Regions from separate parts of the Homo sapiens genome. Here region 1 is linked to region 2. A link is a contact called in ENCODE Hi-C or POLR2A ChIA-PET data. All regions are on one chromosome and are shown on one strand. The core of a region is the stretch at or near the end of the contact, and the rest is flanking DNA. Distances in the headings are between cores, read along the strand shown.

Evidence for each region. Hi-C counts contacts between places; a loop is a spot of excess contacts on that map. ChIA-PET counts read pairs that join two places held with the same protein, here RNA polymerase II (POLR2A). Pooled maps may share reads with other maps.
Region 1: a loop to region 2 is called in a pooled map, with 12 times the contacts of the local background. The contact joins the promoter of RAB6A here to the promoter of ARHGEF17-AS1 in region 2. A Hi-C loop is called at or near these places in 11 of 50 pooled maps. POLR2A ChIA-PET finds 5 or more read pairs at or near these places in 6 of 52 experiments (A673, BJ, HEK293 and 2 more).

What each region holds. Positions count from the first base shown.
Region 1 is chr11:73,759,671-73,764,388 of GRCh38, forward strand. RAB6A (RAB6A, member RAS oncogene family) reads right to left here and starts at 1,404. Exons shown (of 8, transcript NM_198896.2): 1 at 896-1,404. The coding sequence starts at 965. It overlaps LOC124902711 (a long non-coding RNA gene), which reads left to right and starts at 1,488. Exons shown (of 2, transcript XR_007062775.1): 1 at 1,488-1,570; 2 at 2,067-3,430. RefSeq lists an enhancer at 555-1,055 and silencers at 1,352-1,661, 1,822-2,011.
Region 2 is chr11:73,306,855-73,311,448 of GRCh38, forward strand. It overlaps ARHGEF17-AS1 (ARHGEF17 antisense RNA 1), which reads right to left and starts at 2,507. Exons shown (of 3, transcript NR_147696.1): 1 at 1,818-2,507; 2 at 1,028-1,710; 3 at 657-702. It overlaps ARHGEF17 (Rho guanine nucleotide exchange factor 17), which reads left to right and starts at 1,422. Exons shown (of 21, transcript NM_014786.4): 1 at 1,422-4,594. The coding sequence starts at 1,785. RefSeq lists silencers at 794-933, 1,334-1,663, 1,894-2,113 and enhancers at 1,534-2,411, 2,417-3,237.

The sequences.
Region 1 (4,718 bases), core at 154-2,653, 450 kb after region 2:
TTCCCCAGTAATTCCCTTTTGTACCACCATGAGACTCAGACGCTGCTTCATGTTGAAAAGAGAAAAAGGGGAGGTGAGATGAGAAAAATTCCAAGTAAAATGATCATGACATAGCATCTGGCAGAGATTGAAAAATCATCAACATTGCCAAAAGAATTGTCAGTGATGAAAGTCAAGAGAACAAAATGAGGTTTTCCGACAAGCCACAGCCCCATCTAACCTAAGGGGCAAAAATCTCCACTGCCGACGCTACCCCTTTCACCCCCAACCACCCCATGCTCAAGTCGTCTCCAATTCAGATGTTTCCTCTATGGCCCAGACTAATTTCCCACCCAGGTGAAAATCATTTAATTTTTTCTACTACCACCCCTTCCCACCTTCCACGACATCAGCACTTCGCAGGGCCAAGCCTCTGGGGAAAACAACGCCCAGATCCCACCCTCCTTGGCCAAGGTTGAAGAGGGCCCGCTCTCGGGAGTGGGGCTTCCCTGAGTGGGCCTCACAGAGCTGAGGAACTGGGAAAAGAGCAAGGAATAAGGGTGGGGCTCAAGAAAGGGGGCCGGGGTACGGGCAATGACCGAGACCGGAGGAAGAAAGGGATGGACAAGAGGCTGGGCGGGGTGAGGTCTGGGGAGGGAGGGCAGATCGACCGGAGATGGCCGGACTGCGGGGAACGGAGCCGGGGAGTCGAGGATTGAAGAACCCGGGGAACAGGGTAAAAACTCGGCCACTGGCGAAGAGCCAGTGGCACCGGGGGGCACATCGGGAAGGGCTGCGGTGGCAACGAGCGCGGACGCGAGGCGGGCAGGGAGCCTCCGCGGACGGAAGGGCCGCACCGGGGGCGGTGCGGGGACGCTGCGGCCAGCTGCCAGGAGTAGGGGAGCCACGCACTCACCGCTTTGCTCCCCCAGGAACACCAGCTTGAATTTCCTCAGCGGATTCCCGAAGTCTCCGCCCGTGGACATTGTGGAACTAGAGGAGCGGCCGCCGCCTCAGCCTAGAGACCTCCCGGACCGATGCTGCTCCAGCCAGCTGACGAAAAAGGCGAGCGGAAGGGCGGGCACCGAGCTCTCTCGGCCCCTGCAAGGCCCGGTGGAGGAGCCCGGCTGGAGGGCAGCAGGACTCTCCACAGACTGGCAGCCGCCGCCGCCTCCCGGCAGAGTAGCCTAGCACCGAGCGAGGCCCGCGGCTGGGAAGGGAAGGAGGGCGGTGTCGGCAGGAGCCAGGGGTGTCCTCTGGCTTCCCAAAGCTAGGGCCGTTCCCTCCTTCCGCACTCGGCTCCCAGACCTGGGGAAGAGAAGCTGAGGGTGGCGGAGCCGGAACCGCAGACGTATCTGGGACCTCTCACGCGCAGCGCCTGAGCTTCCACAGCTGCCGCCGCCGCCGCAGCCCAACCTGCTGAGTGCGCGAGCCTCTGGAGCGGCGCGGGGCGAGCCCGGGCGCGAGCCTGCGGCCCCGCCGGCCGCTGGCGTGCGTGCGTGCGTGCATGCGTGCGCGCCACCGCCATCGCCATCGCCTTCCTGGTTTGGACAGCTCTACCGGCTCCTCCCGCACGGCGGCGACGGGGCAGGTTAGGTTTCCACTGGCGTCAAAAGAAGCCAGGAGGAGGCGGGGCAAGCCAGGGATAAGTTAGTGGGAGGCTGGAGCCCTTACGTCACTTACATAATGAGCCAATCGGAAGGGGCTGAGGGCGAGCCCACACGCGAGTGAGGTGGCAGCGTGAGAGCGCGCGCAGCCCTCGAGCTGTGGAAAGCGGAGCACTGTGGCGGCCATAAGAAGTGTGGCGCCTCTCAGCCTGAGGGGAGGGGAAGGAAAGAAAGGGGAGGGGGAGAAGGGTGGGGCGGAGGCGGGGCCGGGACAAAGGTGGAATATGATCCCCCAAAAAGTGTGGGTGGGGTCCTATAGCCTTAAAATTTGTAATGGGAGCCTCTTTCCTGAGCCCTCAGCCGTGCCTCACAGTCCTCAGATCCCTTCTTCACCATTGCACACACCCCACCTTCTCCATCCTCTCATCATAATTCCTCACAGGCATCTTACTAAATAACATTCTCCTCCATTGCTCCCAGGAATGTTATAACTGCCAGAATCATGGCCTCCCAATTTTGCAGATGAGGAAACTGAAGCTTAGAGGGAGTAAATGACTTGCAAAATCCATAAAGCGGGCTGGGCGCGGTGGCCCACGGCTGTAATCCCAGCACTTTGGGAGGCGGAGGCGAGTGGATCACGAGGTCAAGAGATCGAGACCATCCTGGCCAACATGGTGAAACCCTGTCTCTACTAAAAATGCAAAAATTAGCTGGGGGTGGTGGCGCGCGCCTGTAGTCCCAGCTACTCGGGAAGCTGAGGCAGGAGAATCGCTTGAACCCGGGAGGCGGAGGTTGCAGTGAGCCGAGATCACACCACTGCACTCCAGCCTGGCGACAGAGCGAGACTCCATCTCAACAGAAAAAAAAAAAAAAAAAAAAAAAAAAAGCCGGGCGTGGTGGCTCATCCCTGTAATCCCAGCACTTTGGAAGGCTGAGTTGGGTGGATCACCTGACGTCAGGAGTTCCAGACCAGCCTTGGCCAACATGATGAAACCCCATCTCTACTAAAAATACAAAAAATTAACGTGGTGTGGTGGCGGGTGCCTGTAATCCCAGCTACTTGGGAGGCTGAGGCAGGAGAATCGCTTGAACACGGGAGGCGGAGGTTGCAGTGAGCCAAGGTCACACCATTGCACTCCAGTCTGGGCAACAAGAGCGAGACTCTGTCTCCAAAAAAAAAAATCCATAAAGCAGCTGGGCGCGGTGGCTCACGTCTGTAATCCCAGCACTTTGGGAGGCCGAGGCGGTAGAATCGCTTGAGCCCAGGAGTTCGAGACCAGGCTGGGCAACAAAGCAAGACACTATCTCTACAAAAAATAAAATAGCCGAATATCGTGGTGTGCTCCTGTAGTTCCGGCTACTCAGGAGCCTGAAGCAGAAGGATTGCTTGAGTCCAGGAGTTGGAGGCTGAGGTATGGCACCACTACACTGAAATCTGGGTGACAGAACAAGTCCCTGTCTTAAAAAAAAAAAAAAAAAACAAAAAAACTTTCTAAGTGAATAATAAAAAATATGTCCTTACATTTGTGTCTATACACAAATGTATATCATTTGTGTATATCATTCACAAAACATTTATGTACTTTTTCTCATTATTGGGGAGTTATTTGCTTAGCTGTAGAAATGACAGGATTGAAAAAGTGCCTTCTCAGGCCCAGGGATGAATTGCTGACCTAGAATAAATTACAGGGAAGAACCAAAGTTCTTAAAATATCATCTATTCTGGCCTATCAAGACAACAGCTATATCCTCAAACCATCTCTATCAAAATTTACTCCCTTCTGGTTCCTCTCCCAGCCATGTGCAGGTAGAACATGCATCTAAAATAAAATGGTAAAAACCTGGCTTGTAGCATGGACATTTGATTTTACAAGTAGTTTGTCAGATCTAATAGGGTCCTCTCCACCATTAACCCAGAACCCTGGCACATACAAAGAGCAGCTTAAACCAAGAAACTTTTTAAAAAGATTATGCAAACAAAAGTGAGTAGCTATTTTCTTTCTGATGGGTACCAAGTTTTCATTATGCTTCCTGAAATAGACTTTAAAGTAACATCTGAGGATTGGAACTATAATTACTTTGTACTTCCTACAGAACTTTATGAATCAGTCCTCCCTGCTGCTTTGGTCTCTGTAGTCACCTAGACAGGTGGTACTGTTCCCTGTCATTTTGAAGGGCCTTATGGTCTAGTCCACCTCTTACCTAAAATGTTTTAATGTTTTAAGCTTTCATTTTGCATTGACACATACACAGCCTCATTATCCTCTGAAGCTGCCTTCATATTACCAAGTACTCTGTGTAAGTTTTGTCTTCAGAGACTTTATGGCCTAAACATTGCATATTAAGTGCTGTAGGGTATAGCAAATGGAAAAATTACTCAGGAGAAAGAGGAATTAGAGAGGCCCTTTTCAAGAGTATTTTCACCAACATTTTCACCTTCATGATTTCCTACGCTCACTTCTCTTTACTGCAAACACTCTTCCCCTCCCTTCCCCACTCTTCCCCAATTCCTACTCATCCTTCAGTTAAAGAAATTGTCTTTTTTTTTTTTTCTTTTAAATCACTTACCACTTAAAGAAGTTGTCTTTGTCCATTCAGGCTGCTATAACAGAATACCATGACTGGGTGGCTTAAACAACAAATGTTTATTTCTCACAGCTGGAGACTGGAAAGTCCAAGAGCAAGGTACCAGAAGATACTGTGTCTGGTGAAGGCCCACTTCCTGGTTCATAGACAACCATCTTCTCACTGTGCCCTCACATGGCAGAAAGAGAGCAAGAAAGCTCTCTGGGCTCCCTCTTACAAGGGAACTAATCCCATTTATGAGCACTCCACCCTCATGACCTAATCACCTCCCTAGGGTCCCACCTACTAATACCATCACATTGGGGACTATAGTTTCAACATATGAATTTTGGGGAGACACAAACATTCAGTCTACCACACAAGTCTTGCTCCCATCTGCTCCCATCCCCACTAACAGTATAAGTACCTTTGCCTGTCCTATTGTATCCTATTCTTAATTGCTGTTCATTGTCAGTGTTCCCTACTTGACTGTAACCTCCACGAGGTCAGATCTCATCTTGTATCCCCAGTGCTTGAAGAGTGCTTGCTACATAGTAAGCATGCAGC
Region 2 (4,594 bases), core at 1,257-3,756:
TAGCAGGAGCTGCTATTTCCTGACTTGCATAGTGGTCAAAGTTACTTCTCCTTCACGGTCCACAGAGAAGGGGTAATAATATTTGTCCCCAAGGGTGGTTTGTGGATTTTAAAAAATAAGTTAAATAATATTGCCCATACATTATAGGTACTCCATACATTTTCATTCGTTCGTTCATTCGTTAGTTGGGCCGGGAGGATGAATGGGATCTAGAGGCAGGTGGGAATGCGGAAGGGGATGATGCCCCAATACCGAGAACAATGTGAGACTCAGACGGAGGCAGGGGCGGGAGGGGAGCTCAAGCGAGGGATCAGCGTGAAGCCAGAGAAACAACCGACACTTTTCCTGCCAAGAAGGTGAAGCAGCTGCGGGTAAGAGTATAGGTTTGGCAGTGGGAAGTCGAGGGCGTTCCCGTCGAAGCTCCTTTTGTGTATAAGGCCTAAGAAGGGGCAGTGCGCTTTGCGAAGGTCTGAAAAAGACTAAGGGGATTAGGTAACGACTGAAAGGAAGTTTTCACAACTCTCCGTTTTTGGGGGATGGGTGCTGCTTTATCCGTCCAGGACTCCGTGCGTTGGGAAAATCACGCCGCGAGGGGGCGCAAGAGCCGCGTACTCCAGAGCAAGAAGAAAAGGCTCGGGGATCCAGGCGGAGAGTCCAGGAGAAGAGCCGCCAGACTGCAGGGGCAGGTGGAAGGCGTGGCAGCTGGAAAAGTAGGGGTGGGGGCGCGGTCGTGAAGGGTGGGACTTCTGGAGCAACGCTGGGCGGGTTGGGGGCCGGTCGGAGCCGGACAGGCGGCTGGGAGGTGGGATGGGCGGGGCGCTTGGGAGCGAGATGGGGGGACAAGGGCGTGGCTACAGCTAAATTCGCCGCAGAGGGCGGGCGGGGAGGGGGAGGGAAGGGGAGGAGGCGTGGCCTGGGCGGGGAGTAGGGCGCGACGGACCCTTCAGTTAGCCCGCGGCTCCCCGGGCTCTCCCTGGCGCCGAGTCCCACCCCTTTCCCGGCCCAGAGAGTGTGCGTCTGCGTGCACCTGAGTGTCAGTGTGTACGAGAGTTTGTGAGTCCGAGGTTGCCATGTTGGAGCCCCTGGGCAGGAGGTGTTTCCGCGCGGAGGCTGGTGGCCCGCGGTGGACGCGGCGCCCTGGCTGCGAGTCTGCGGAGCTGAGCACGCTCAGCGGTTGTGTGTGTCTCAGCGACTCCCTGGGGGCAGCTCGGCCTGCTGGGCTCCCGAGGGACCTCTCTGGAGGGCCAGAGGGTCGCCTCAGTCTGCAAGTCCTCCAGCAGGCTTTTTCTTCTTCGGCTCCTCCCTGATTCCCTCCCACCACGCGGTTCCCAGGCTCGCGCACGCCCGGAGCCCACCCCCTCTTTTGGGCGCGAGGCCCCGCCCCCCGCCCCCTTGCCTCTGCCGCAAAGTTTATTTGCAACAAAAGGGTGCCAGGAGCGAGCAGCCAAGGGCGTTGGGCAGGCGGACGCAGAGTCGAGGAACCAAGCGCTGGGATCCCGCCCAGGCGGTGCCGCGGTGCCCCTGGTCGCTCCAGCCGCGGCGGGGGCTGGGCCTGGGGGTCGGCGCTGAGGCGGGAGGGGCCGCCCGGGATGGAGACGTTGCGGCCGGTGGCCACAGAAACTTGAGCCGCGGCAGAGAAACCTCTGCTCCGGTCTCTGCGTCCTCTTCCCACACTCCCGTGCGCTGCTTTCGGCGTGGGCCGCTGCGCTCCTAGGGAGTGGGGGCGCAGGGGGGGTTGGCCGCGGCTGCCCGAGGCCAGCCCCCCCGGAGTGAGTTACGCCACTATGGCGGACGGGGCACCCCGGCCCCAGCTTTACCGCAGCGTCTCGTTCAAGCTGCTGGAGCGCTGGAGCGGCGGCCCCGGGCTGAGGGAGGAGGACACGGACACCCCCGGCTTGAGGCGACGCGCCTCGTGCCGGCCGACCACGGCTGCCCGGGGCCAGCCCTCTCGGCGCGTGTCCAAGCTGGCGTCTGGGCCCCTGGCCGCCCCCGCGCAGCCGCGCCCGCTCCGCAGCCTCTCGCCGTCGGTTCGCCAGCTCTCCCGGCGCTTCGACGCGCCGCGTCTGGACGACGGCTCCGCTGGGACCCGAGACGGAGGCGTCTTACCCGCGGCCGCGGAAGAAGCGGCCGAGGGCCCAGCGCGAGGAGCCTGGCCCAGCGTCACCGAGATGCGCAAGCTCTTCGGCGGTCCTGGCTCCAGGAGGCCCAGCGCCGACTCTGAATCCCCAGGAACGCCCAGCCCCGACGGTGCCGCGTGGGAGCCTCCGGCTCGGGAGTCGCGGCAGCCACCGACGCCACCCCCTCGGACATGCTTCCCCCTGGCGGGTCTGCGTTCGGCGCGGCCCCTGACCGGGCCGGAGACCGAAGGGAGGCTGCGCCGGCCGCAGCAGCAACAGGAGCGGGCGCAGCGTCCAGCGGATGGTTTACATTCTTGGCATATCTTCTCCCAACCGCAGGCCGGGGCCCGGGCCTCCTGCTCCTCCTCCTCCATCGCCGCCTCCTATCCTGTCAGCCGCAGTCGTGCTGCCAGCTCCAGCGAGGAGGAAGAGGAGGGCCCGCCGCAGCTGCCTGGAGCCCAGAGTCCGGCCTACCACGGCGGCCACTCCTCGGGCAGTGACGACGACCGAGACGGTGAGGGCGGCCACCGCTGGGGAGGGAGGCCCGGGCTCAGGCCTGGAAGCTCCCTATTGGATCAGGACTGCAGGCCTGACAGTGATGGGTTAAATCTAAGCAGCATGAACTCAGCAGGGGTTTCTGGGAGCCCTGAGCCCCCAACATCTCCAAGAGCCCCTAGAGAAGAAGGACTCCGGGAGTGGGGTAGTGGCTCTCCGCCCTGCGTCCCAGGTCCCCAGGAGGGACTTCGGCCTATGTCTGACTCTGTGGGAGGAGCTTTCCGTGTGGCCAAGGTGAGCTTTCCCTCGTACCTGGCCAGCCCCGCAGGCTCCCGCGGTAGCAGCCGTTATTCCAGCACGGAGACCCTCAAGGACGACGACCTATGGTCTAGTAGGGGTTCTGGGGGCTGGGGCGTGTACCGCTCCCCTAGCTTTGGAGCTGGGGAAGGGCTCCTGCGGTCCCAGGCTCGAACCCGTGCCAAAGGACCTGGAGGCACCTCTAGGGCATTGAGGGATGGAGGATTTGAGCCTGAAAAGAGTCGACAGCGGAAGTCCCTGTCAAATCCAGATATCGCCTCAGAGACCCTGACGCTTCTCAGTTTCCTGCGCTCAGACCTTTCAGAGCTGAGGGTCCGAAAACCTGGTGGGAGCTCCGGGGACCGTGGAAGCAACCCCCTAGATGGCAGAGACTCACCATCCGCAGGTGGCCCTGTGGGGCAACTTGAACCCATACCCATCCCAGCCCCAGCATCACCTGGCACGCGCCCCACACTCAAGGACTTGACAGCCACTCTGCGGAGAGCAAAGTCATTCACCTGCTCTGAGAAGCCCATGGCCCGCCGCCTGCCCCGCACCAGTGCTCTGAAGTCCAGCTCCTCCGAGCTCCTGCTCACAGGCCCTGGTGCCGAGGAGGATCCGCTGCCCCTCATCGTCCAGGACCAATATGTGCAGGAGGCCCGCCAGGTTTTTGAGAAGATCCAGCGCATGGGTGCCCAACAAGATGATGGAAGCGATGCCCCCCCTGGAAGCCCTGACTGGGCAGGGGATGTGACCCGAGGGCAGCGGTCCCAGGAGGAGCTCTCAGGCCCTGAGTCCAGTCTGACAGATGAAGGCATTGGGGCAGACCCTGAGCCTCCTGTTGCAGCATTTTGCGGCCTGGGTACCACAGGGATGTGGCGACCTCTTTCCTCATCCTCGGCCCAGACGAACCACCATGGCCCTGGGACTGAGGACAGTCTGGGCGGGTGGGCCCTGGTGTCGCCTGAGACCCCTCCCACACCAGGTGCCCTCCGCCGACGACGCAAAGTCCCACCTTCAGGTTCTGGTGGGAGCGAATTGAGCAATGGGGAGGCAGGGGAGGCCTACAGGTCCCTGAGTGACCCAATTCCTCAGCGCCACCGGGCTGCCACCTCTGAAGAGCCTACTGGGTTCTCTGTGGACAGCAACCTCCTGGGCTCACTGAGCCCCAAGACAGGGCTCCCTGCCACCTCAGCCATGGATGAGGGCTTGACCAGTGGTCACAGTGACTGGTCTGTGGGCAGTGAAGAGAGCAAGGGATATCAGGAGGTTATTCAGAGCATAGTTCAGGGGCCTGGCACCCTGGGGCGTGTGGTGGACGACAGGATTGCTGGCAAAGCCCCCAAGAAGAAATCCCTGAGTGACCCCAGCCGCCGTGGGGAGCTGGCTGGGCCTGGATTCGAGGGCCCTGGAGGGGAGCCCATCCGAGAAGTTGAGCCCATGCTGCCTCCATCCAGCAGCGAGCCCATCCTTGTAGAGCAGCGGGCAGAGCCAGAAGAACCTGGTGCCACCAGGAGCCGGGCACAGTCTGAAAGGGCCCTACCTGAGGCTCTGCCTCCCCCTGCCACTGCCCACCGAAACTTTCACCTTGACCCCAAGCTGGCTGACATTCTGTCCCCGAGGCTAATCCGCCGAGGCTCCAAGAAGCGCCCAGCTCGGAGTAGTCACCAGGAGCTTCGGAGAGA